Regions from separate parts of the Homo sapiens genome. Here region 2 is linked to region 1. Evidence: chromatin loops called from intact Hi-C (ENCODE). Cell type or tissue: GM12878. All regions are shown on one strand.

The links. Peaks named below come from ENCODE experiments on the same cell type or tissue, not always from the same donor. Only the 100,000 strongest peaks of a DNase experiment are listed, where the experiment ranks them.
Region 2: it touches region 1 in a loop (4-fold over the local background); 1 of 110 quality-filtered maps calls a loop at or near these places.

Annotation. Positions count from the first base shown.
Region 1 is chr11:123,475,412-123,483,411 of GRCh38, reverse strand. GRAMD1B (GRAM domain containing 1B) reads right to left here. Exons shown (of 20, transcript NM_001387025.1): 2 at 2,519-2,596. Among named protein-coding and RNA genes, the nearest start is that of GRAMD1B, 49 kb to the right of the region's middle. RefSeq lists enhancers at 223-272, 2,832-2,951, 2,992-3,041, 4,697-4,991 and a silencer at 1,505-1,594. In GM12878, CTCF peaks have their summits at 4,832 (motif pointing right) and 7,685 (motif pointing right); DNase peaks (open chromatin) are centred at 2,765, 3,751, 4,161 and 4,861; H3K4me3 peaks cover 818 bases; H3K27ac peaks cover 2,077 bases.
Region 2 is chr11:123,551,499-123,559,498 of GRCh38, reverse strand. All of the region lies in intron 2 of GRAMD1B (GRAM domain containing 1B), which reads right to left. Among named protein-coding and RNA genes, the nearest start is that of SCN3B, 99 kb to the left of the region's middle. RefSeq lists an enhancer at 1-15. In GM12878, a CTCF peak has its summit at 4,409 (motif pointing right); no DNase peak of the experiment used is centred here.

The DNA of each region.
Region 1 (8,000 bases):
CTCAAAAAAAAAAAAAAAAAGAAAAAGAAAAGAAAATATTAAATGGAAATAAACAGTTCATCAGTTTCAAATTACGTGTCATCCTGAGAAGCACGATGAAATCGCTTGCTGTCCCACCTGGAACGTGAATCATCCCTTTGTTCAGCATATCCACGCTGTATACATGCCCCACCCGTTAGTCACTTCGTTCTCAGTTCTCAGATAGAAAATCCAAGCTAGTACAGCTCTATCATGGAAGAGTGCTTTCTTATCCTGAGCTGCAATCCTTCTCACTGACTTCTAACCCTCCAGTTCTATTTCTTCAGCTTTCAGATATCTAAAAATCTCTTTTCCAGGCTAAATCCCTTTCCTTCAACCAACTCTTTTTTTTTTTTTCCACCCAATCTGGAGTGCAGTGGCACAATCTTGACTCACTGCAACCTCCACCTCCTGGGTTCAAGTGATTCTGCCTCAGCCTCCGGAGTAGCTAGGACTACAGGCGTGCACCATCACACTCGACTAATTTTTGCATTTTTAGTAGAGACGGGGCTTCCCCATGTTGGCCAGGCTGGTCTCGAACTCCTGGCCTCAAGTGATCTGCCTACCTTGGCTTCCCAAAGTGCTGGGATTACAGATGTGAGCCACCTCAGAGGGCCGCAACCAACTCTTATTATAATGATATAGTTATGATATAATCATTCTTTTATGGACTCTAATGCATCCACATCCACTTTCAAAGAACTGGAATAATACACGAAATATGGTCATACTAGTACAGATTACAGTGACATCTTCTTCTTTTGTTTAATCCATGCACCATGCTCCCATGAATGAATTAAAAACTTTCAAAGATCATTTGGTAGTTGTGTCATATTATTGTTTCATATTTGGCTGGCAAATAAAAATATTCTTTCTTTTTCACATGAAATGCTATCAAATTAGGCTCCCTGCGGCAATTCTACACTTGCGAAATAAATCTTTTCTAACATAAATATACAAGATCACATTTCATAGACATTTCAAGACTTCACAGTGAGCCAGGCATGGTGGCTCACGCTTGTAATCCCAGCACTTTGAGGGCTGAAGCAGGTGAATCACTTGAGGCCAGGAGTTCAAGACCAGCCTGACCAACATGGGGAAGCCCCGTCTCTACTAAAAATATAAAAATTAGCGGGGCATGGTAGCACTTGCCTGTAATCCCAATTACTCCGGAGGCTGAGGTGGGAGAATCTCTTGAACCCAGGAGGTGGAGGTTGCAGTGAGCTGAGATTGCACCACTGCACTCCAGCCTATGTGACAGAGCGAGATTCTGTCTCAGAAAAAAAAAAAATTAAAAATTAAAAAATTAAAAAATCACATTTCCATTAAAAAGAAAATATCTCCTTGATTTCCACCCATTGTTCTACTCAAAATAATATTAAGTCTTGATTCTATCATCCTTGGTGTTCTCTACCCCCTCTCAGCAGAGGGTCCACCATAAGTTGATAAATGTGGTAAAAGTACCTTCTGCTTTTTCACCCAGCTTGTTGATAAAAACGATAAACAGAGCTAGACCAAAAGCAGAGCCCCTGCGGTAGGCCAGCTGAGACTTCCTTTTGGTTAACGTCAATACCATCAACTTTCTGTAGGCAAAGAAGTTTAACTTGCTACAGCAAATTTACCTCTGTCTACAATTCACAGGCACTGCATGAAGCAGGTGCTGGCTGGTCCTCACACTGAGTGCTTAGTTAGCTGTATCTCCAATCCTCAACCAACCATTGAAGAGCCTCCATATTTTCATTGCATCCTAGACATCCCACCTCATTTTTCATTAACGCTGCTGCCACCTGACACCATCCAACACCTGACATCCTGGGCTATGCAGCTTCCTCAGGCACAAAATGCCCTTCACCTCCTGACCCACATTGTACCCAACCTATAGGGCATGACTCAAGTCCTAACTCCACTGTAAAGTTTGTTGTTGTTGTTGTTGTTGTTTTTAGACGAAGTCTCCCTCTGTTGCCCAGGCTGGAGTGCAGTAGCGCGATCTTGGCTCACTGCAACCTCTGCCTCCCAGGTTCAAGCGATTCTCCTGCCTCAGCCTCGGAGTAGCTGGAATTAGAGGCACATGCCACCATGTCTGGCTAATTTTTGTAGTTTCAGTAGAGATGAGGCTTTACCGTGTTGACCAGGCTAGTCTCGAACTCCAGATCTCAAGTGATCCGCCCGCCTCGACCTCCCAAAGTAATGAGATTGCCGGTGTGAGCCACCAAGCCCTGCTCAGTATGAAGTCTTTTCAACCTATTTGGTTTGCCACACGTTGACTTCTTTTGCTGAACACAAAAAGCCTCTGGAACCAGCCCCTTTGTGTTGCTCCTTCTCCTTTATGGGGTGAAAGTTTTGTCTTTCTAATCAGTCAAGCACAGAGGTCTCAGGCGCTCCCATTCCTCTTCAGTTTTCCACATTTTTTTGCACAGAGCAGAGGCACAATCTTCCTCAAACATTCCACCCCACCCCCTCTATTCTTTGCCCCCATCTCGCCCTCGGAGTTGGACCTTACCTTTCTTCCCGCGCTCGAGGACTCAGGAACCTGCTAGAATCATCATCGTGGCTGCTCTGCTGACTGCTCTGTTGGCTGCTGAGGAAAGACATAGGATATCAACCGTTAACTTCAGCTTCTTTCTCAACCCTGGGGGAGGTCACTTAGACTTCAACTAGACAAAGACATGGGGTTACAAAATTTTAAAGATACAAGTTCCCCCAAGTAAGTCTAGCATAGAGAATGCACAGTTAGACCATATGAGAAATGACACAAGGCTGATAAAATCCCCAGCCATCACACCTGCAGACTGTCTGTTGCCAGCCAAAACAGAAGAGGCCCATCTCGCCCTGCTACCACACTCTTCCCTGGCTATATAAACCTCAAAGAGCAAATGCCTCCAGCATTCTCTCTACCCACTCCTCTTCCTCTCTCTGATGGGATTATAATCCCATTCTCCTCAGCCCACCGGAGACTCTCAAGCCACTGACATGGACTGGGTGGGGTGTTGTGGGGAGGGTGTGAGATGTGTGGGAGGAGGGAGATTCCGGTAAGACAGAAGACTAGATGGGGCCAGGGGTCACCTAGTCTGCTTCTCCAGTAAGGCAAAAGGCTGGATGGGGTCTGGGGTCACTTAGTCTGCTACTCTGCCTCCAGGGGAGGCTGAGGCGGATGAGAAATAGAAGAAGGAATAAAGGGTGGACTCTCCACACCTTAAGGCACTGTAAGTGAGATAATTACACAGCTTTAGTTCAGGCAGAGTTCTTTTGGGAGGTCATATCTTATAATAATACGGGAAAGAATGGCCTTTCCTCTTACTCCAGAGAAAGAAAAGCTTATCAGACACTTCATGACACTAACTGCTGGCATAGCTGATGAACAAATCATTTTTATTAATTATTATTAAATACTCCAGCCATCTGATCAGGAGTCCACAAACTAGAAACTCTAGGCTCAATCTAGAGCCACGTGTTTTTGCTCAGCCCCGTGAGCTAAGGGTGGTTTTTGTACTTTTTAGTGGTTGGAAGAAAAAAAATCCAAAAAAGAATATTTCATGACAGGTGAAAATGATGTGAAATTTAAATTTAGTGTCCACAAATGAAGTTTTACTGGAACACAGCTAAGCCTACATTTACATATTATCTTTGGCTATTTTCCTGCTACCATGTCAGAGCTGAGTGGTTAAGGCAGAGTTGAGTAACTAAGACAGAGTTGTGGGCACCATAGGCCCACAAAGCCCACAATGCTCACCATCTGGCCCTTTACAGAGAAAGTTGGCCAACCCCTGTTTTACATAGGTTCTATTAATAATAAATCCTTATTACCAGGAAGTTGGCCAACCCCTGCTTCACATAGGTTCTATTAATAATAAATCCCTATTACCATAAATGTCACTATAACCAAGGCTACCACATAACCAACATTTTCTCCTTGTTCTGGTGGATCGCCTGCTGCACTAAGATGCATTGGTCTCTATAGAGTATATTCCTTAGCCTAGATGCCCAGTAGAATGCACACTGGACAATCTTGCCGAGCAAGTGCTTGCTCCAGTGTCTGTACACTCTCAGCCAAAGCACATGAGTTCTGTGGTCACAGTTACCACATGCTCTTATGTTCCGTTCTTCCAGCAAGAAGTAAATGACCTGAAAGGCAATTAACATCCAATTTTCAAACACAGACACAAGAAACCATACACGTTACCACACACACCAGAAACCGGAACAGCGCCATACACAAAGCCTCCGGCTGCTCGGCAGAACTCACTGTGTACGGAATCCCTTTCTCCTTCCCTTCCATGCAGCACGTTTTTACAGCTCGTTCACTATGCAGTGGCTGCTCATCATTTTCACTTTGCCAGCTCGGATGGATTTGCCTATTACCAACTCCACATAACCAAATTTCACTATAATGTCGTTAACTCATGAGATGTCTTACTTGGAACTGGCCTGTTATATGAATCAAGCATCCCCTTATATACAACCTGGGACAAGTGTTACTCCACAGTAGGCAGCACACAGATGACTGTAACTCAAATTCCAAAGCCCACACAGCTCCAGAAGCAGGGTCTACACTGTGGGAGAACACACCATTTACAACAGTCAACAGGGCTCAACCAAGCCAACCACAATCAGCATTGCAGCCTCTTCAAAGCAGGGGTCAAACTTGACCCCGCTGAGCCAGGATGGGCTGGTTCTTCCTAGTCCCCCTATCCTCCCCCGGCAATCAAAATTTTAAACTAATAAAGGGGGCTCCCAGAACTCAAGGCCATCTACCAGGATTTCAGAAAAATAATTCTAAGCTGATATTTGCAAGTTTACCCACTAGATGGCACTGTAGACTTCCAAACCAGAACTACAAGGAAAACCAATAAGGAGCCTCAGGAACCGGAACCAGGAACTGCCTCCTTTCTGGCGCCCCTCTCTGGCCTGCCTTCCCATGGCTTAGAAAACAGTTCAGATGGCAGAGAAGGCAGCAATGGGTCATGTTCAAACTGTGTATTGGTTTCAAATAAATATCAAACTACATGCATCCAACAAGTATTCACATCACGCTATGTGTACACGAAGCATCATCAAGACAATGGTTAAGAGTCTACAGTATGGAACCAGGCGGGTTGGCTCATGCCTGTAATCCCAGCACTTTGGGAGGCTGAGACCGGAGGATCGCTCAAACCCAGGAGTTCCTGATCAGCCTGGGCAACCTGGTGAGACCCCATCTCTATAAAAAAAAAATTAGCCAGGCATGATGGTGTACACCTGGAGTCCCAGCTACTCGGAAGACTGTGGTGGGAGGAAGGAAGGACAAAGAAAGAAAAAGAGAAGAGGCTGGGTGTGGTGGTTCACGCCTGTAATCCCAGAACTTTGGGAGGCGAGGCGGGTGGATCACCTGAGATCAGGAGTTTGAGATGAGACTGGCCAACATGGTGAAACCTCATCTCTACTAAAAAAAATAAAAAATAACAAATAAAAAAAATTAGCCAGTCTTGGTGGCAAGCGCCTGTAATCCCAGCTACTTGGGAGACTGAGGTCAGGAGAATCACTTGAACCAGGGAGGCGGAGGTTGCAGTGAGCGAGATCGCGCCACTACACTCCAGCCTGGGCGACAGAGTGAGACTCCATCTGAAAAACAAAAAAAGAGAAGAAAAGGGAAGGAAAAGGGAAAGGGAAAAGGAAAGGGAAGGGAAGAGAAAGGGAAAGGAAAGGAAGGGAGAAGGAAGGGAAAGGAAGGGAGAAGGAGAAGGAAGGGAGAGAGAAGGGAAAGGGGAAGGGAGGGAAGGGAGGGGAGGGGAGAGAGAGGGAAAGGAAGGGAGACGGGAGGGAGGGGAAAGGGAGGCCACTAACAGATAAAACTGTCTTTTGGAAACCCTGAAAAAGAAACTCTAAACTAGGATTTGGAATGACTTTGCCTTGGCACCGATGACTGAAAGATGCCTTAACACTGCAAAGAAGGGAATTGTATAAGCAACTGTTTGCCATTCGCTCAAGACAGCTAGTCCAGTGACAATTCCATTTACCACTTACCGTTTCCATTTTCATTTCCATTTTCCATTTACCACTCTCAAGTACCCAGCACTGTGCTAGGGGAGGGGAGGGGAGGAGAGGGGAGGGAAGGGAGAATGAAAGGGAGGGGAGGGAGAGGGGAGGGGGAAGGGAAGGAAGGGGGAGAAGGGGAGAGGATGGGAGGGGGAGAGGAGGGGGAGGGGGGAGGGGAGGCAAGGGAGAGGGAAAGAAAGAGAAAAAGAAAGAAAGAAGGAGGAAAGAAAGAAAGAGAAAGAAATGTGAAGTATGAAAAAGAGCATCTGCCACATTTTAACTGCTATGTAAATGCCAGGTGCCATTATCCTATATGCAAGGCATCATTTTATGGGTTATAGGAAAAGAAAGACGTGAATCAAACAAGGATCCTGCTCTCAAAGTGCTTAGAATCAGGAAAGTAAGATTCAATATAAATAACTATATTTAAAAGCAGAAAAATGATAACTCTCAATACTATGTATTAAGTGCTATGGGAACACAGAATGCAGAAATGTCATGTCCTTCTGGGACCAGTAAGACAATTCTGTCTTAACAACAAGATTTTTGTGCTGCCACTTAAAACTGGATAGACTCAAGACATGCAGAAATGAGAAGAAAAGGCATTCTAGTTCAATTCCGTTTACCACTCTCATGTACCCAGCACTGTGCTAGGAGACAGTACTGTAAAGATGATCAGGACAAGGTCTCTCCAGCAAAGAGCTCCCAGTCTAAGACATACAAATATTCACCGTGGACTGTGATGCAACAACAGCAGAAAAATGAACAAGGTGTAGCTGGTGGACACCTCTGTTGGAAAGCTCCAGGGAACACATCAGAGAGGTGAACATCGAGCTGGAGGGACTCTAGATAAATCCATGGTGGCAACAGGCATAGGGTATATACAGGATCTTTCCTCCTCCAGTACCCTCGGCAGAGGCCTGGCCCTATTTCCTCCCATTATTTGAGCTTGTTTTTCAACAGTCTTAAAGAAGTTAAATGGGCCGGGTGCGGTGGCTCACGCCTGTAATCCCAGCACTTTAGGAAGCCGAGGCGGGTAGATCACCTGAAGTAAGGAGTTCGAGACCAGCCTGGCCAACATGGTGAAACCCTGTCTCTACTAAAAATACAAAAATTAGCCAGGTGTGATGGTGCACGCCTATAATCCCAGCTACTCGGGAAGTTGAGGCAGGAGAATCACTTGAACCTGGGAGGTGGAGGTTGCAGTGAGCCAAGATCGTGCCACTGCCCTCCAGCCTAGATAACAGAGACTCCGTCTCAAAAAAAAAAAAAAGAAGTTAAATGGATGAATTGCTGCCAACCACTCCTCCACTCAATCCCATGAAATAATATTGTTGAGCAGAATTTCCAGAGATTCAGACACTGCCTCACCCTCTCACACACACCCTTTCAATTCTTCTCTTATATGAGCCTTTTTCAATGATATAGGCCACCTGGACCCCAGGCAACTCACGCTGCTCCCTAAATAAACCTACCAGTCTTCGGAGACCATGAAAAGAGCAACCTCCAGGCCAAGGTGTTTATAAAGGAGTGCAGCATGCTACAAGGTCAAAAAGCACACCTCCCTCCACTCCAGATTAGTCAAGGCCTTAGTGGGAGAAGACATCCAGTCTGCGTCCACTCTGGGATTCAGGAGGTTGAAAAGAACTTGGAGAAAGTCCAGCAGAGGGCACTAACAGATGAAACTGTCTGTTGGAAACCCTGAAAAAGAAACTCTAAACTAGGATTTGGAATGTCCTTGCCTGGGCACCGGATGACTGAAAGATGGCTTAACACTGCAAGGAAGGGAATTTGTATAAGCAACTGCTTGCCATTCGCTCAAGACAGCTAGATATGGAACTAGGATGACTTTAATCCCTCCTGCTGTACATTCAAGCTTCAGATAAAATTCACTGTATAAATTAAATTTTGGAACACTAGACCATGTTCCTAAATAAGATGGGAAGCTCTTGGTAAAATTCTGGGATATT
Region 2 (8,000 bases), 76 kb before region 1:
CAAAGCATTTTGCCTACATTCAATCATTTCATTCCCACCACAATCACCTAAATACTGACCTGTTTAGTGGATCTGGAAACTGAGTCCTGGAAAAGTGAAGGTCCCATGCAAGAAAGAGGCAGAGCTGGGAATCCAGATCACCTGCCTCTAGACCCATGGCGATTAACTAATTGCCTCACACCCCAACTATTTGAGAACCATTGTCATCTCTTGAGGGATGTAGCACAAAACCGACAACACTAACAATGATGATGGTTAGCTCAATGCCTGGGAAACTTTAATCCCCTAAGAATCTTCTTCACCCACAGATTCTGATAGAGCAGGTCTAGGGGACCACCCAAAAGTCAGCCTTTCTAACAAACCCCAGGCGATGCCCACGTTGCTATTCCGGGACCACCCTGAACAGCAAATGTTTGGCTTATGCATTCTCATGCTTTGAATCTTCCAAAAAGACAGTTTTGTCTGTCCACTGCAGCTGCATAGGAAAACATGCTGAAGGTGAATAATAATTACAATCCATTGATGTCACCTGCATCCTGCTCGAACTCATGCTGAGAGCTAATATTTCTTGGGCATCTGTTGGCAAAATGTCTCATTCTGGGAGGGCCAGCCCCTGCAGGCTCATCATGAAAAGTCTTTCCAAGATTGCTTCTGTCTGCAGCCCGTTGATAGAACAGCAGCCGCACAGTATCCGGGAAGCAGATAGTTCTGGGCTGTCTGGCCCTGCCTCCGTTACCTAGAGGAATCCCAGCTCCAAAGAAAGGTATATTGGCAATGCCCCAATTTCAGCCTCCCTCCTTGTCTGGCTCAAGTCCGACTTCTTCTGAAATGCCTTTCTGGCTCTTCTCTGTTAATCCACGGAAAGATCTTGGACTAGAGTCAGATCTGAAACCAAAACTGAGTTGCATTGCTTGTTGGTCACCCACGTACTCTTATCTCAAACTCAGTTTCTTCATCTGAAAATGCTAATACTACATATTTCCTCCTTTGTACTGTTGAAAAGATGATGAAGTCAAAAAAGCATGTGAAAGCACCCGAGAACGGTTGGGTACCTCTCCTGCCCCTGCCCTTACAGTATACATTTAGAACTTAATTGCAGGTTCTGTTGTCCTCTGTTGGTTTTACATCCCTGAGAAGATCGTAGGCTATTTTTTCTTTCATGTCCCTCCAGCATGTAGGAGTACTGGGTACACACATATTCAGTAAATATCTTTGGGCTGGGCATGGTGGCTCATGCCTGTAATCTCAGCAGTTTGGGAGGGAGAGGCGGGTGAATCACTTGAGCTCAGGAGTTTTAGACCAGCCTGGCCAACGTGGTGAAACCCCATCTCTACTAAAAATACAAAAATTAGCCAGGCATAGTGGCACACAATTGTAATCCCAGCTACTCGGGAGGCTGAGGCAGGAGAATCTCTTGAACCTAGGAGGCAGAGGTTGCTGTGAGCCATGATCGCACCACTGCACTCCAGCCTGGGCGACAGAGCAAGACTCTGCATTAAAAAAAAAAAAAAAAAAAAAAAAGTTGCACTGAATGTCCTTTCCTCCATTAAGGCATAGACACAGGGGTTGGTGGAATCAAGTGGCCAGAGTCCTAGTCCTAACTTCCCCACTCACTTACTATGTAACTTTGAACAAGTTGTGCTAATTTTGAGGGGACTTTACTTCTTCCACTACAAAATGTACAGCTGTATATGGGCTTACATTGTTAGTATTTTCATGGTTTGTATTAAATACAATGGGTTAAAACCGTATGTCAGGGACCAGACAAATACAACTTCAAATGTTAGTCCTATCAATTACTTCTTCTGTGCTCTTTGAAAAGTTAGCTTCACTAAGTTTCCGATCTTTCAATCTTAATGGAACATGTGAGGATTAAATGATGTAAATACATGCAACCTGCTTCTCACTGCATCTGACACATAGTATGTATCTGTCCAGTAAACTACAGCTACTATAATCAATATTGGTCAAAAGCAATAGCTACTGTTGAAAAACACAGTGAAAAATATTTTCTAGTGGTGAGACAGATATTCAGAAGCCTTGAGTTTGGATACAAGAAAGATCTCAGTTCCTTAAGATGCACGAAGTATGTGCGTGGTATTTCTTCAGTCACCAAAATGTTATTTGCCTGCTACCCTCAAAATGGACACATTAAATAATAGAAAAGTAACAAAACAAGCGAATCAGGGAATCTGGACTGTGTCTACTGTTACAGAATACAAGGCTTTCATGATGAGAAGCGCTTCACTTGAGCTACAATAAAACCAAAACTATCCTGATGATAGCAAAAGAGTACTATTTATGTGCAGTGCAATTTGCTAAACCCCTGACAAGAATTATTTCACTGAATTATATCAACAGTATATGAAATGGATACTACTTACTATTCCCATTTCTCAGATGACAAAACGAAGAGGTAGAAAGTTTAATAACTTGCCTATAGTACATGGTTATTAAGTAGTAGAGCCTGTATCTGAAACCCCATCTGCCTTACCCGAGTCCTACTCTGAACGATTACATTGCGTGTGAAAAGAAGGGGCTACTGACATGCCATTAGGAAGGCATGGGCCTTTTTGTCCTAACGGTGTTTATAATTTCCCATAGAGGCACTCATACTTTCTGCCCTTGTCCTTCTTGAAAGGACAGCACAAACTCTGGGGTGACCAGCTGATCCAAGAGCAGGTACATGCTGCAATCCTAACAAAGCCAACAGGACTTCCACAAACGGAACTTACGCCTCCGGACTCAATCTCCACACTTTCACAGCTATTTGGTGCCTAAATTCCCAAGCTGCTTTTCTGTAAATGAATTTAGGAAATTGAGGTAAAAGTGGGTACCTTTCTCTGAATTAAACCTTTCCTTCAGAGATACAGAAAACTGACACTATCTTCTACTTTTTAAAGGAAAAGAGGTTTCTGAGAGTCCTGTGCAGTGTCAAAAGCACTTTCCAGAGACCACCCTAGATGAATCAGGGCTAAGAAAGAGAAGTTAAGATACACCTGCAAATCCAACTGAACCAATCCATTCAACCCAGACCTGATCAATCACATTTTATATAAAGAGGGTCAGTGTCTACATAGTATTTTATTCACTTCCTGTGTTTGATAATCTTTGTTGACATGCATGGGAGATGTTGAAAATAAAGGCTAAGATCTTACGTCTCTGAATCCCACCTGCATACTAATAAAATAAAATTTAAAAACTTTTACAGAGTAGCACTCCAAACAGTTTACATAAATCTGAATTTGTTGAATCATGGAGAATGATAGGCAAAAGCGAATCTCATTGTTTTAAAACTATCATCCAAATCACGAGTGCTTTTCTGAAGCATAGTCATTTAGGAGATTTCTGAGTGTGTGGGATACAAAGAAGAAGAGAAACAGGGATCGACAAGTTACTGAGAATTCACCATTGCAGGCACAGGGGTGCTTTTATGCCTTTTATCCTTTTATAAAATTTATTTAAGGCCAGGCGCAGTGGCTCATGCCTGTAATCCCAGCACTTTGGGAGGCCGAGGCAGGTGGATCACCTGAGGTCAGGAGTTCAAGACCAGGCTCGGCAACATGGTGAAACCCTGTCTCTACTAAAAATACAAAAATTAGCCAGGCGTGGTGGTGGGCGCCTATAATCCCAGCTACTCAGGGGGCTGAGGCAGGAAAGTCACTGGAACCCAGGAGATGGAGATTGTGGTGAGCCGAGATCGTGCCATTGTGCTCCAGCTGAGTAAGAAGAGCAAAACTCCGTTTTAAAAAAAAAAGTATTTTATCAAACTGATGAGAAAACTGAGTATCAGGAGCCTGTACTTTAAGTACCCATGATCCTACAGTTATTTCTAAAAATCCATCTTTTCCACTGGGCACAGTGGCTCACATCTGTAATCCCAGCACTTTGGAAGGCTGAGGCAGGTGCATCACCTGAGATCAGGAGTTCAGACCAGCCTGGCCAACATGGTGAAACCCCATCTCTACTGAAGATACAAAAAATTAGCCAGGTGTGGTGGCAGGCATCTGTAATCCCAGCTACTTGGGAGGCTGAGGCAGGAGAGTTGCTTGAACCCAGGAGGCAGAGGTTGCAGTGAGCCAAGATCGCACCATTGCACCCCAGCCTCGGTGACAGAGTGAGACTCTGTCTCAAAAAATTATAATAAAATAAAATCCATCTTTTCACCATACCATGCTACTTCCATAAATAAACATCTACAAGGCAAAAGGTGCTTGTATAATATTGCATTTAACCCTCAAAACAACCCTTCAAGGTAAGTTCCGTTGTTCCTACTCAGGCTACGTATCCATGTATTGCCCCTCAGCTGCAAATCCACCCTTCTTTTCCCTGCCTTGTGATGCTGGAGCTGTGCCCTGTCAACGTTTCTTCTTTGCCGGCTGGCACAATGTTATATCTTGTCAGTAGAGGGCGCTAGAGAGACACTAGAAGGGGCTGCCCTTTTTTGTTCTGGTGCTTTTCTGCAGAAGTCACCAGCCTCCCAATGAGTTTCACTGATACCCTAATGGGCAGTTTCCAGCTTATGTGCCCCAGTCCCCAGAACCTCTAGAGCCTCTGTGCCATACACTGGGCAATGGCCACACCCTCTCCAATAAGTTCTGAATTTTAGCCTTGGGTTTGGAGGAAGTGCAGGGAGCCTTCTTAGAAGTTTGTCCTTCAGTGAGTGAGTGGCTCAATCCTAGGAGCTGCTCCCTACATCTGTTATAACAAGAGGCATCTGTTATACCTCCATTCTTCAGAGACCTTTCCATGTTTTTACTTGTTAATGATTCTTTTATCTTTCCTTCTTGAGACAGGGTCTCCCTCTGTTGCCCTGGCTGGAGTGCAGTGGCACAATCTCGGCTCACTGCAACCTCAACCTTCTGGGCTCAAGCAATCCTCCCACCTCAGCCTCCGGAATAGCTGGGGCTACAGGCACACACCACCATGTCCGGCATTTTGTTTCTTTCTTTCTTTTTTTTTTTTTTTTTTTTGTAAAGATGGGGTCTCCCTATGTTGCCCAGGCTGCTCTGAAACTCCTGGGCTCAAGCGATCCTCCCACCTTGGCGGCCCAAAGTGCTGGAATTATATGCATGAGCCACTGCACCCAGCCAATGATTCTTAATATTAAATTTTCCCTGTTCAAATTATTGGTGTGGTTTCTGTCTTATGGGACCCTCACTGATACACTACTATATGGATGAGCAAAAAGAAACTCAGATGAGTAGGACATCATCCCTTCCTCAAGTTATTCCTCCAATAAAATGGTTAAAAGCATTCAAAGTATACTATGAGCCAGGCAGGGATTTTATACATTTAATATGTATTCCTTCCTTTTATCCACTGACCCTACTTTATGGAAGAGGAAACTGAGGCATCTCAGTGACTGAAGAATTTTCCCAGATCACATACAGAGTAAACAGAGAAACCAGGATTTGTCTCCAAGATTCTGCAGTGCTGCCCCAAACAACTGGCTGCCCTGAGAGTGAAAGAGGGTCAAGGAAACAGAGGGTATATAGACAGTCTGTCAGGAAGTTTGGAAGAGGAAGAAAGCTAGATTGTTAGCCAAAGAGGTCAACATCTGACCAAAGTTTTTTTAATGGGAGGGGTCATTAAAGATCTTCTAACTCAGTCCTTGAATTATAAACGAGTTGGTATACACTGGCCATCAGGGACTCTAGAGACCCTATTAAATAACTCTTTCCTGAATTAATGCTTAGGATATAGTCTGTGCATTATGAGCCATTAATGCAAGAGAACTGATGTTCCACAGATGTCCACTCTGTCCTCTCCGAGTTCCCCAACTCAGACTCTAATCCACGGAGGCTGGTTCAGGGGTGTCCAAATGGATATACTGATTGCCTCTGACCCAGCTGTAACCCAAGACCTCTCATTAATCCTGCATCTCTCTCATGAGGTGAGTGATGTCTACGTAATTAAAACTTAAAGCAAGAAATGGCCAGGAGATTGAAGGGTGAGGAAGCTGAGGATTCAGATGGCTCCAACACAACATTCACCCTTTAGCAACCAACATTGCCATTCAATCAGGTAGCCACCCTTTAAGTAAAATTTTATCATGTACACATGGATACATATGAAAGCCTTCCCTGGGACAAAATGCAGCCCAGCAGAATAAACACACTTAGCCCTTAGCTCACTGGGAACAGAGCTTACTAGGGGTAAACCCCATTTCACCATGCACACCAATTCTCTTTTCCAATTTTCTTTTAATCTTATCCAAATAGAATAACTGGCTCCTGGGTATTATCTTTTTCTTTTCTAAGTGTTCACTACAACCAAATCTACATTTTCAGCCAGCTTCAACTACAAATTCACCAAATGATCTATACTAGTGCTCCCTAAACTTTGCTGCACTTCAGAATCATCTGAGAGTTTTTACATAACCAACTAAACAAGAATGTCTGGGGGTGGGAGCCAGGTATCAGAGCTTTTGAAGGATCTCCAAGTGATTGAAATATGCGGCAATGTTTAGGAATCATTGGTCTATACTATTTTAACCTAATTCTCTAGTAATTTAGTATCTAAATAACTTTAGAAAACATAGACTAGTGATCTATATTTTCTAGATATTAAAATTTTCTTTAATCCAAGATATCCTTCCTCTTGTTTAATAATTTCCCACATAAAAAGAGCTAACACTCATTGAGAAGGTATTGCCAGGCCTTGCTGTAGGTACTTTATGAAGGGCACAGTGGGTCATATCTCCTTTAATCTTATTATTCCAATTTCACGGAAGAGAAAATTGAGTCAAAGAGATAATGAGCACACCTGCAACTTTATTCAGTATAACGAGATGTCATTCATCAGGGACTAGAGAAATAGACAAATTTAGAATGGTCAAATTCTCCCATGTTACCTTTCCTTTGATCTTTGGGTTTTAACTCAACCCGATTACATTTACTGTAATCTTTTTGGTTTTGAAAATTGCTGCCTTTGAAAGAGAAGACAGGCTGAGCGCAGTGGCTCACACCTGTAATCCCAGCATTTTGAGAGGTCAGGAGTTCGAGAACAGCCTGGCCAGCATGGTGAAACCCCGTCTCTACTAAAAATACAAAAATTAGCTGGGCGTGGTGATGCACCCCTGTAATCCCAGCTACTGGGGAGGCTGAGGCAGGAGCATTGGAGGCTGCAGTGAGCCGAGATTCTGCCACTACACTCCAGCCTGGGTGACAGAGTGAGATTCCATCTCAAAAAATTAAAAAAATCAAAAAAAAAAAAAAAAAAAGAAAGAAAGAGAAGACAACTGTGTGTAGGTAAATTTGGTGATATTCTGGGATATACTAAGGGAAGAAAAATCCCTCCTTTTTCTAGATTTTCAGCATCAGAGTGTTGAATGACCACAAGCAAGAATCTACACAGGATGGCTGACTCTAAAAGTGTTCTTCTCCAGAGGAGAACGCACAGGGCCCCATGTGTGATCAGGACATTAAGCCTCCTATGTGGAAAGGACTGGGCAAGGAAATGGAGTTGATTCCTGGGGAGGAAAAAAATGGGATTGGGGAAAACGAGGATAAATTAAATAATCTGTAGTCATGATTCTATGGAAGTCAGTGTAGTAGGAGCATACATATATGGAGCCCAGGGGCTGCAGAGAAGCATAGGGAAATGAAAGCGAAAAATTGAGAAGGATGATGGGTGGAACTGCTCACAGGCAGAACTCAGAGTCTCACCTACTGGGGAATATCCTAAGGCAAGTTGTCCTCTTTATAGGCAACCATAACTGCCCAAAAAGGAAGGCCATGAATGAAGAAACTACCAACAGGTGGCTACAAATGGGGCTGGGGACCTTTAAAACATGGGCATGCATCTAATTTGCCTTAATTATGCAAATTAGAGTAATTTCATTTGCCCACAATCCCAGGTTTACCATGGAAAGAGACTAAATAATCACATATACAACAAAGTCCTATGTTCTTTCCACCACCGCAAGCCACCAAGTTTTGGACATGGTCTGCCCCTAGCTACCCTCTGACCTTCCGCATGTGGCTCTGCCTCAGTAG